Linked DNA regions of Homo sapiens: region 2 is linked to region 1. A link is an interaction called in ENCODE POLR2A ChIA-PET data of the cell type or tissue named here. Cell type or tissue: HepG2. All regions are shown on one strand.

The links. Peaks named below come from ENCODE experiments on the same cell type or tissue, not always from the same donor. Only the 100,000 strongest peaks of a DNase experiment are listed, where the experiment ranks them.
Region 2: POLR2A ChIA-PET joins it to region 1 with 5 read pairs; 4 of 35 experiments call an interaction of 5 or more read pairs at or near these places.

What each region holds. Positions count from the first base shown.
Region 1 is chr3:151,176,467-151,181,466 of GRCh38, reverse strand. The region is part of intron 11 of MED12L (mediator complex subunit 12L); the gene reads right to left. Among named protein-coding and RNA genes, the nearest start is that of GPR171, 24 kb to the left of the region's middle. In HepG2, no CTCF peak of the experiment used is centred here; a DNase peak (open chromatin) is centred at 2,996.
Region 2 is chr3:151,256,817-151,261,816 of GRCh38, reverse strand. All of the region lies in intron 16 of MED12L (mediator complex subunit 12L), which reads right to left. The region is part of intron 1 of P2RY14 (purinergic receptor P2Y14); the gene reads left to right. Among named protein-coding and RNA genes, the nearest start is that of P2RY14, 19 kb to the left of the region's middle. In HepG2, no CTCF peak of the experiment used is centred here; no DNase peak of the experiment used is centred here.

The sequences.
Region 1 (5,000 bases):
CTAGCCTAGGCAACAGAGCCAGACCCTGTGTCTTAAAAAAAAAAAAATGGAAGGAAAGACATGGCAATGATTTCTACATTTATATAAAAGCACTAATGATGAGCTGAAATTACAACTACCAATTTTTATTTTTAAAAGAATAGATTTCACTTTTACATTTCTAAACATGCTTGAGATAAAATACCCACCAATGTGACTTTCATTTTACTTAAACTTTTGCATATATTCCAAATTTTAAACGAACATATATTATTTTTAATACCAAAGAGATAAAATACATATTTAAAAAATATCTATAACATAATAACCTTAGATGCTGATTCCAAATATGAAATAAGCCTAGGATTTTGACAAATCTCCAAATGGCTTTAAAAAAAGATTGCCAGCAAACTTAACCACCGAGAAAACAGAAGTGTTTTTTTTTTAATCTTTTAAAAGTAAAATCACTTAAGAATTTAAAATCATTTAGGAAAGAATTTTTTTACTAATCATAAAAATGACTTGCAAAGAAAACAATTTACTAGAGAAACTGGTCGATTCTTTGGAAGAAGAATAGGGTAGTTGCTTACATGTTAAACAATGTAGTGAAATAAAGCAAACATTGTATCTATGTGTATACTGTGCACTGAAGGAAATTAAATTTACAAAATGTCCACTGGAATTCCAAGTCTGTGCAGAAGAGTTGGGTCCTTGATAATTTCCTAAAATAGATTCATAAAAATCCAATGAATATGGAAAGGTACACTTGTCTCTCAATGATTTGACTCACCCAATTTAAGTAACTGACACGTCTTCACCTAGAGATGCATAGAAAAGCACACATAAAGAAAAGAGTTCTTTTGAACACATCCAGATGTCACCACTGGGGTTTGGGAGGCAGAATGTGCTAGAAATAGAAAACAGGTTCCAAGAGGAAGTCAATTCACTTCCAAAAGTACCCATTAATGTGCTTTCTTTTTAAGTGCCCATAATACGGTAGGCATGGGGAAACAAAAATTTTAAAGATCTTGTCCCTATCCTCAAAATGCTCACCTTCTAGAGAGAAACGTCTAAAAGACAAGTAATCATAAAGTAACAAGACATTTCTAGAGTGGAGGAATAAGTAAGTCTAGCCTTCCACCCCTTCGGTATCTCCTGGGAGGGGAGCATACATCTGTCCCAACTTACTGACATCTGAGATCTCAACCTGAAGAAATTCCTGTGGACTACCTGCTGCAGTTGTAGTCCCAATTTCTGATTTTTAGAAATTAAGTGAATTAAGAAACCCAGAAATTAAAACCTTGAGGAAAATGCTGCTGAAAAGACTGAGCTTTTAAAAAATAGAAAATTTCAGCACAAAAATTTTCTTGTCCTTTTATCAATTATGCCTATAAAAAGTTATGCATTTCAAAATCTTATATTTAACCAATAAATATTTTCCAATACTAGCTAGATACCAAGAATGCAATGTCCACTATTTCTTAAATATCATAAAACCTGCCAAGTGATGCCATCCTTTCCTTAGGATATTTAGAGTGGTGGGAATAAAGGAATAGACAGCTTCTGCGCCTACTTTAAAAGAAATGATACTATCAAAGAAGTTTTACAATGACTTATACTAACTTCTCAGATTGAATGTCTTCAGCAATGGAACTATGAAAATTTTTGGTTTGTTTTTATTTCCATTTTTTCTGCAGGCTAATGGGCCAGATTTCAATGTCTGATTAAAGACATACAGATAAGGGCAGATGGCAGAGGCTTCCAAAGGAACACAGGAAAAGGAAGGTCAATGGTGCATGACCAGCAGTAAATCCCAAGTCCTATCCAAGAGGGGTCGTTCTCAGCCCTCAGACAGTGTCTCTCACCATGCTTTCCTTCTTCCAGGAGCAGTACCCCTACTGCTCCTTCCCCTTCTTGGGGTAATTACAGTACCCCATCCTCTCAGCTTTATTGTTATAGTCTGCATTTGGAGCTGTGAGAGGCAGTGAAAATTTCAGGCAATTCTTTGGACATAAGAAAAACAAAATTCACTCCATCAGGTACTCATTAGGTGCAATGTCCTGTAAAACATTTCAGATGCCAAAGGTCTAGACCAGCCCTGACCAAATAAAGTATATGTTTCTCTTATGATTAACCCCCCGCCCTTTTTTTTTTCGGTCTGGCTCTGTCACCCAGGCTAGAGTACAGTTGTACAATCTCGGCTCACTGCAAGCTCTGCCTCTTGGGTTCAAGCGATTCTCCTGCCTTAGCCTCCAAAGTAGTTGGTGTTACAGGTGGGTGCCACCTCGCCTGGCTAATTTTTGTACTTTTAGTAGAGATGGGGTTTCACCATGTTGGCCAGACTGGTCTAGATCTCCTGACCTCAGGTGGTCCGCTCACCTCAGCTTTCCAAAGTGCTGGCATTACCAGTATGAGCCACCACGCCCAGCCAAAAACTCATTTTTAGAATAGGTTTTCTACAGTATTTATTGCTTATTCTAGTCATGGACTAAAGTCATAGGACTGATAGCAGACACAATAAAAATAAAAAATTGAAAGTCTTAATGTTACATGTAAATCTTTTCAGTTGCTTCTAATGAAAATTTAATATAAAATAACTTGCAGATTAAGTTATGGGTTTAATCACACTGAAAATCAATAATGATGATAGATTACCAAATTTACAGGTAGTAGTAATAAAGATAATTAACATGTACTGAGTGCCTACCCAATTTACAGTCAGACATTGCAATAAATGTGTTTCAGGAATTCTTTCTCTCAATCTTTACAACCTATAAGCTGGTTATATTATCCCCAGTTTACAAATAAGGAAACTGCAAGGCATAGAGATAGCAAATAACTTGTCCAAGGTCACTCAGCTAAGTAATGGAGCTCTTCCCACAACATAACTCGTGGAAATGAACCAAACAGGTAAAGCAAAACCTGTGTGTCAAAAGAACCTGGGTAGGTAACTCTGTCCTTCCCTCCAGCGTACACAATACACAATGGCCTTTTGTGTGAGCCCCCAGCACCTCTGGCTTCTCCTGACTCCACCCTCCTCAATGCTTACACAGCCTCAGAGTATTCTGCTCCCTTTTGAGCTGGAATATTTACTCCTATGTAACATGCACATTTCACAACACAGCTTTGTGGCTATTAGATTTCCAGCTTTTGGCTTTAAATATACACTAGGAAGGCTCAGGTACCACCCTGGAGGTGCACCACTGAGAATAACCAAAAGGAAGTACTTCATTCCAAACACTACAAAGGAGGGTTCAGGTCTTCATGGGGCAGAAACAGGCAGCTTTTCATATTGGCACTTTCTTTTTTTTTTTTTTTTTTTTTTTTTTTGAGACCAAGTCTCATTCTGTTGCCCAGGCTGGAGTGTAGTGGCACAACCTCAGCTCACTGCAACCTCCACCTTCCAGGTTCAAGCCATTCTTGTGGCACTTTCTAACGAATAGTAAGAAGTTGAACAATGTAAGCATGCCTCCCTAGCTTTAAATAACAGGTGAATGAGATACATAAGAACAAGAGGTAGGCTTGAGGGGAGGGAATAATTGAACCCTGGCATATAAAGTTAAGGTCAAAGAAAAAATAACAAACTATAGGCCCAGCCCTGGCATAAATTAAAACACATAATCATGGCAATAATAGTATTAACAGTTTTAAATTTCCAACTACAGGTAGTTAGCAGTAATTAAAAAATATTTATTGGCCAGGTGCAGTGGCTTATGCCTGTAATCCCAACACTTTGGGAAGCCGAGCAGGAACAATGGCTTGAGGCCAGGAGTTCAAGATCAGCCTGGGCAATGTAGTGACACCCCATTTAAAATAAATAATAAAAAAAAAAAAGCCAGGCATGGTAGTGTACATCTGTAGTCCCAGCTACTCAGGAGGCTGAGATGGGAAGAGAGCTTGAGCCTAGAAGTTCAAGTCTACAGTGAGATATGATTGTAGGCGACAGTGAGACCCTGTCTCAAAAACAAAAATTATTGAGCAAGTACTGGAAATTTTACACACATCATCTCTAATCTTAATAAACTTGAAAGCAGGTATTGCTATTCCCATTTCAAAGATAAGAAAACTGAGGTTCAAAGAAGTTAAGATGGTCATGGGCACAGAACTAGAAAACAGCACTAGGCTGTCCTAATTCCAAAGCCCCCATACATTCTGCTATACCATGCTGCTGCTCACATCACGGGTAAATCAAGATTACTTATAAAAGGAGGATCACCGTTACATGTAAGTCTCCTGAGTGGCTCACAAGGCCCAGGATCCCTGCTGCCCAGCACCACTCCGGCCAGCCATTGCCACCCTCTGTTCCAGCCCTGACTTCTGCCTCTCTAGGGACAAGCTGGACTTCTAATCTAATTGATACACAGAAAATAAAACCACAGGAGTGAATTACCAAAGACTTTATTCTGTTTCCAGATGCTCATATGATATCACCTAGAGCACAATCCCCTTTATTCTGCCTCTAACACATGCTAGACTTACTGTCATTTTCACGGTTTTATTTTCAGCACCTTCCACGGTGCCTGGTGTAGAGTAGGTTCGACTGTTTTTAAATCAAAGAGTAAAAGTAATACACTGTGTTACATTAAACCAAAGGAATAAACAAGGTAGATGGGGAGAAAGTTTACAGATGCACTTAATTAATATAAGTAACTGACTTAATTCCGCAGTTGACCAAGTGTGACACACTAGAAGCATTCCCATTCCTCATTTAATAAGTTCAGGCTGCTGGCCTCAACACTATCACTTAGCATCATTTTGAAAGTGTTAACCAATGAGAAGAGACAGGAATAAATATCTGAAAGGATATGGCAATGTGTCACTACAGTTTGCATAAAAGGATTATGCCCCACCCCCACCCACCCAGATAATTAACTGGAAAACTTTATTAGAAGTAATAAAAGAGTGGAGCACCATGACCAGAAAAAAATAAACAAGAAAAAAATGATGAACAATATTAAGCAGTAAAAGAAAAAAAATCCTGTAGAATATTATGCATAGAGCAATTTCATTTATGTCCTCCA
Region 2 (5,000 bases), 80 kb before region 1:
GGAGGTGGAGGTTATAGTGCGCCAAGATCATACCACTGCACTGTGGCCTGGATGACACAGCAAGACTCTGTCTCAAAACACAACACAACAAAAACAAAACAAAACAAAACAAAACAAAACAAAACAAAACACCACGTACCACTGGACCCCTCCCCAGAGGCTGAGTTTCAGGAATGGAGGTGTCTGGGAGTCTTGGGTAACTTGCATTTCCAGCAAGTTCTCAGGTCATGCTGATCCAGGCCCAGGAACCACACTTTGAGAACCACCAGCTTAAGGAGTTATGTGGGCATTTTTACTTTATTCTGAAGATAAGCAACCAACCTCTCTAACGGAAGTAATGTATGAAAACTAATGGCTGTTTCTCCATTACTTACCCAGGAATTACCTAGCAAGCCATGGCCACCATCCCTCTTACCCTCCACAATTCCAGGTAGGCTACACTTGACTATCAGTTCAATCCTGCAAATATTATCATATTCCTTATATCCTATTAGATTAGAAACCAGCTTTGATATTAGGATAAAACTGTGGCTGTGAATGTATCTCCACCTCTGCCTTTTGGGGTTTTTTTTTGGTCTCTCCATCATTCGTTCATGCAAAATACCTCTCTAATCTGTCTCATTCATGGGCATTTCCAAAAGAGAATGGGGAACAGTATAATTTAGTTTATAAAATTGCACCCCCTCTTATTTCAGAATTAAATGCATAAATAAACATGGCCCTGAAAATCAAGATGCTTCCCCTCCAAAAAAACAAAAGCCGATGACATTCCATTGTTAAACACACAGGGATCCTCAGGCCATGCTTGCCCTGCAACACACAGAACCAAAGACACCATACACATCCACACCATCAAGGAAATCAGTCTGGGGAGATGGAAACTGGAAGGCCAGAAAAATGGATGTGACGCCGTCAAGATAAAGATAAATGTTGACTTTACTGGAAACGTCTCAGCTTTGAGTATAATTTAGTCTGAATACAACTAAGGCAGGAACAGTATTCTGAAGAGAAAAAAAAAGATTACAGTTATTTACAAGAATACAGTTATTTACCTTTTAAAGACTAGGTCCAAATACCTACAAACCTCAGAAAAGTGATCACTGGGAAACAAAGCCGGTCAGCATTGAGCTGTACTTATGTAAAATGTCATTAAAAACCAGCTTTAGGGCCAGGTGCAGTGGTTCAGGTCTGTAATTCCAGCATGTTGGTAGACTGTGGCAGGAGGATCACTTGAGTTCAGAAGTTCGAGACCGACCACGGCAACATTGTGAGACCCCTATCTCTATGAAAAATATAAAAATTAGCTGGACACAGTGGTACACGCCTGCAGTCCCAGCTACTTGGGAGGCTAATATGGGAGGACTGCTTAAACCCAGGAGTTTAAGGCTGCAGTGATCCACTATCATGCCACCTCACTCCAGCCTGGACAACAGAGCAAGACCCTGTCTCAAAAAACAAACAACAACAAAAACTGGCTTTTAAAAGATATTAGTAGACCTAGATTAAGAAGGAAATGAGAGGTTAACATAAGTTCATAATGCATTTTGGCTGTATCAACTCTTAACAGAAAGTCCATACAATTTAATTAGGCTAGATAAGGTGACGTTGCGGCTCTTTTCTTTATTTTTAAACACCGTGTCCATTAAGTTTACTAGCCCTCATTCTTTCCACAACTGAAACACACTCATGATCTGCTACCCTAAGCCCACCAATGGTGTCCCCAGTCCCACCCATCACCATATCCCCAGCAGTGAGCTGAATGCTGTGGTTGACAAAAACAAAATACAAAATAACCCGAGCTCCCCACTTCACAATGCCTACCAATCTTTTATGTATCACATGAAGAAAATATTTACCACATACCAAAAGGGGATTGGTTTCCAAACTTAGAATTAAAATACAAGGATTACAGAAAGGACAGAACAGGATGAACTAACACAGTCAGAGACGTCATGAAGGAATCAGCTTTAAAATAGAATAAACAGAGTGAAAAAAGAATGCACTGGGGCAAGAACTATAAACCAGGACTCTAAACTTTTGTTTGGAAATGCTATGAGCTCGTTTAAGTGGAAGAATTCTCTGAAAGATTAACACAGAGTATTTATACACAGTAGAAGCTCAATAAATTTGCACATAGTAGCATTCACTGCAAAGAGGGACAAAGTAAAACCTACCTATCTTGAGGCTCATTTTCAGATGTTTATGAAGACCTGAGCTTGCAAAAAATTTTTAGTATTTGAAAAGTTTATTCTGATTATCCAGTGTCTACTTATTCTTAGGGTGAACACATACCCCAGTTTGCCTGAGACAGACCCAGTTCACTCCTGCTGTCCCCATGTAATTAAGTCCTCTTTTCATTCTCAAAAGTGTCCAGGTTGACTAATAAGTTAGAAGACCACCCTATCCAAATCAGTACTGGTTAAGCATTTGGTGAATAAAATCTCACTGAAAGTATTTCCTGGGGTTCTGTACCTCAGATCAGAAAATTCCTCCTTAAATCTTAAAGGCTTTAAGAAAAATATAGCATAGTTCAAAAGGAGTGCCTATTTCTGAAGGAAAGCCAGAGGTTGATAGCACCTCACAGAAACCATTGTTCTCAGAGAGTTGTGTGGCCGTAATCCTACAGCAGGATAACTAATCAAACACAAAGAGTTGAAATATGCAGAGGCACCACCTTAGGTGAACCTTTCAGTCCATGTGTTAAAAAAGGTTCTCCTTATTCCAGTATATTTAAAGTATGTCATTTCCCAAATGCGTTTAAAAATTAAATTTGATTTATTGCTAATAGTAAATACATACATATTACATATGTGTGTGCAGCACCACTTATCAGCACCATTTCACAGGTGGCAAAGGCGAAGCCTGCAGAGGCTAACAGCACACACAACCTGAATCCACAGCTCCCATCCACAAAGCCTCCTCTACCTTAGAGTAGGGAAGGACTTTTTTTTTTTTTTTTTTTTTTGAGACAGAATCTTGCTCTGTCGCCCAGGCTGGAGTGCAGTGGCACGATCTCAGCTCACTGCAACCTCCACCTCCCAAGTTCAAGCGATTCTCCTGCCTCAGCCTCCCAAGCAGCTGGGACTACAGGCATGCACCACCACACCTGGCTAATTTTTTTGTATTTTTAGTAGAGACGGGGTTTCACCATGTTGATCAGGCTGGACTCTTAAAAAGCCCAAGGATGTTTATTTGTTGAGGCTAGATCTAAAGTGAACAAAGGTAGAAAAGGAAAATCCTCAAGTTCCTCAGGATGCACCACAGCCCTAGAGATTTAGCAGTCATTCAAAAAAACAGCTAAGAATGTGAAAATTCTCATTGTTCTGTTGCAAGGGATACCCTGGAATTTAACCCAGGGCCAGCCTCAGATAGCATTTCATGAATCAGTCTTTTTATTTTATTCTTCAAGAAAATAACAGAAAATTTTCTTCACCTGGTTTATACACAATGACCACATTAGAAAGTACTAAAAATTATTTTGTCAGCAACAAGACAACAAACAGAATTAAAGAAAGTGGGAAGAACTAGTGAAATTATATTAGAAAGCAACAATTGTGAGGGTCAAGAGTACTTGATTATGCCCGAGCTAGTTCCCATCTAGCTTCCAGATCTTTCTAATCCATCTCACAGTGGTCTCATACCATATCGGAACTCCCACTTTGGGCCTGTGGAAGAAAATGAATCCCAGGAGTTTGCCTGTAAATGCCTTGGAGCAACTCAGGGACCCACAGATTGGAATGGTATAGATACTGGGCTTGCACCTTTACTAATCAGGAATATCAAAAATAAATACAGCTTTATGCCAGAAAAATTGAACTTGTGGCCAAAACAAATTGTTTCTTATGTTATCTATTTACAAAATGCCTAAAAGAAGCTAGAGAGGGAAGGTGGGGAAGGAAGCAGCAATATTAATTGCCATTCAAAGGCTGTAGTAGGGAGAGAGAAGGAGGAACTTGGAATATAAAAATTTGTGTGACTCTCATCTAAGCCAAGTGGTCCACATGACACTTGAACAAAAGGTGGTCTAAAATGTAAGCCAGAGGAAAATTGTTGTGAGATATAGCTCCATAAATACCATGTTTACACTGAATTTCAAAAGCATGTTTTCTCCAAAAAATCATCTCTTGAAGATGGTATGAAAGCCCACACAATGCAAATCTTGAAGCTCCTTTCAGTTCTCCATATACGAAATAATACTGATGACAGACAATATTTATTTTTCTCTTCTATGTGCCAGGCATACAGAACAATATTCCTCACAACAGTATTCTGAAGTAGATATTATAATCACTTTTGTACAGATTCTCCTAACGATGAGGGTGCTGAAGCACAGAGAGGTTAAGTAATGTGCCCCATGACACAAAGCTAATGTGTAACTCAGCCGGTATTCTAACTAAGGCAATCTATTCTGGAGACAATGCTCTTAATCATTCAGATATATTGTTTCTCACATAAACAATTTAAAAAAACAGGACTACAGGTCAACAAATGTTTCAACTGTCTAAGAGATTAATACGCAGTGGAAAGGTTCTGAAAATATTTAAACTACAACATGCCAACTGGCATACAGTAAACTGAGAATTACACTGAAGCTGAAGAATAAGTGGTACAGAGAAAGAAACTACATAAATATGCTTTCCAGGCGAGGTCACTTCAAAATCATTCCAAATGGTTCTAGAAAACTTAACAGCTCAAAAATGTCTAAAATCTCTCATAAGCATTTCTTTTTAAAACTACACCATTTCTTGTATCTCAGAAGCAGCTGTATCGTGCTGCTTTTCTGTTGTTTTCAAATCCATGTGCTTCTAATACAGGGTTAAGTATCCTAACTCCTGGCAAATCATACATACTTCATATGTGGACTTGATAAGTGATATTTGATTTGGCAAATGGCAAGAGATTATTTAGCAAATTCAAACACTATTTTCCCCATGACCCATTTAAAAAAAAAAACAACAAAAAAAAAACCTCTGTCATTTCCCACCAAGAAAAAAAAAAAA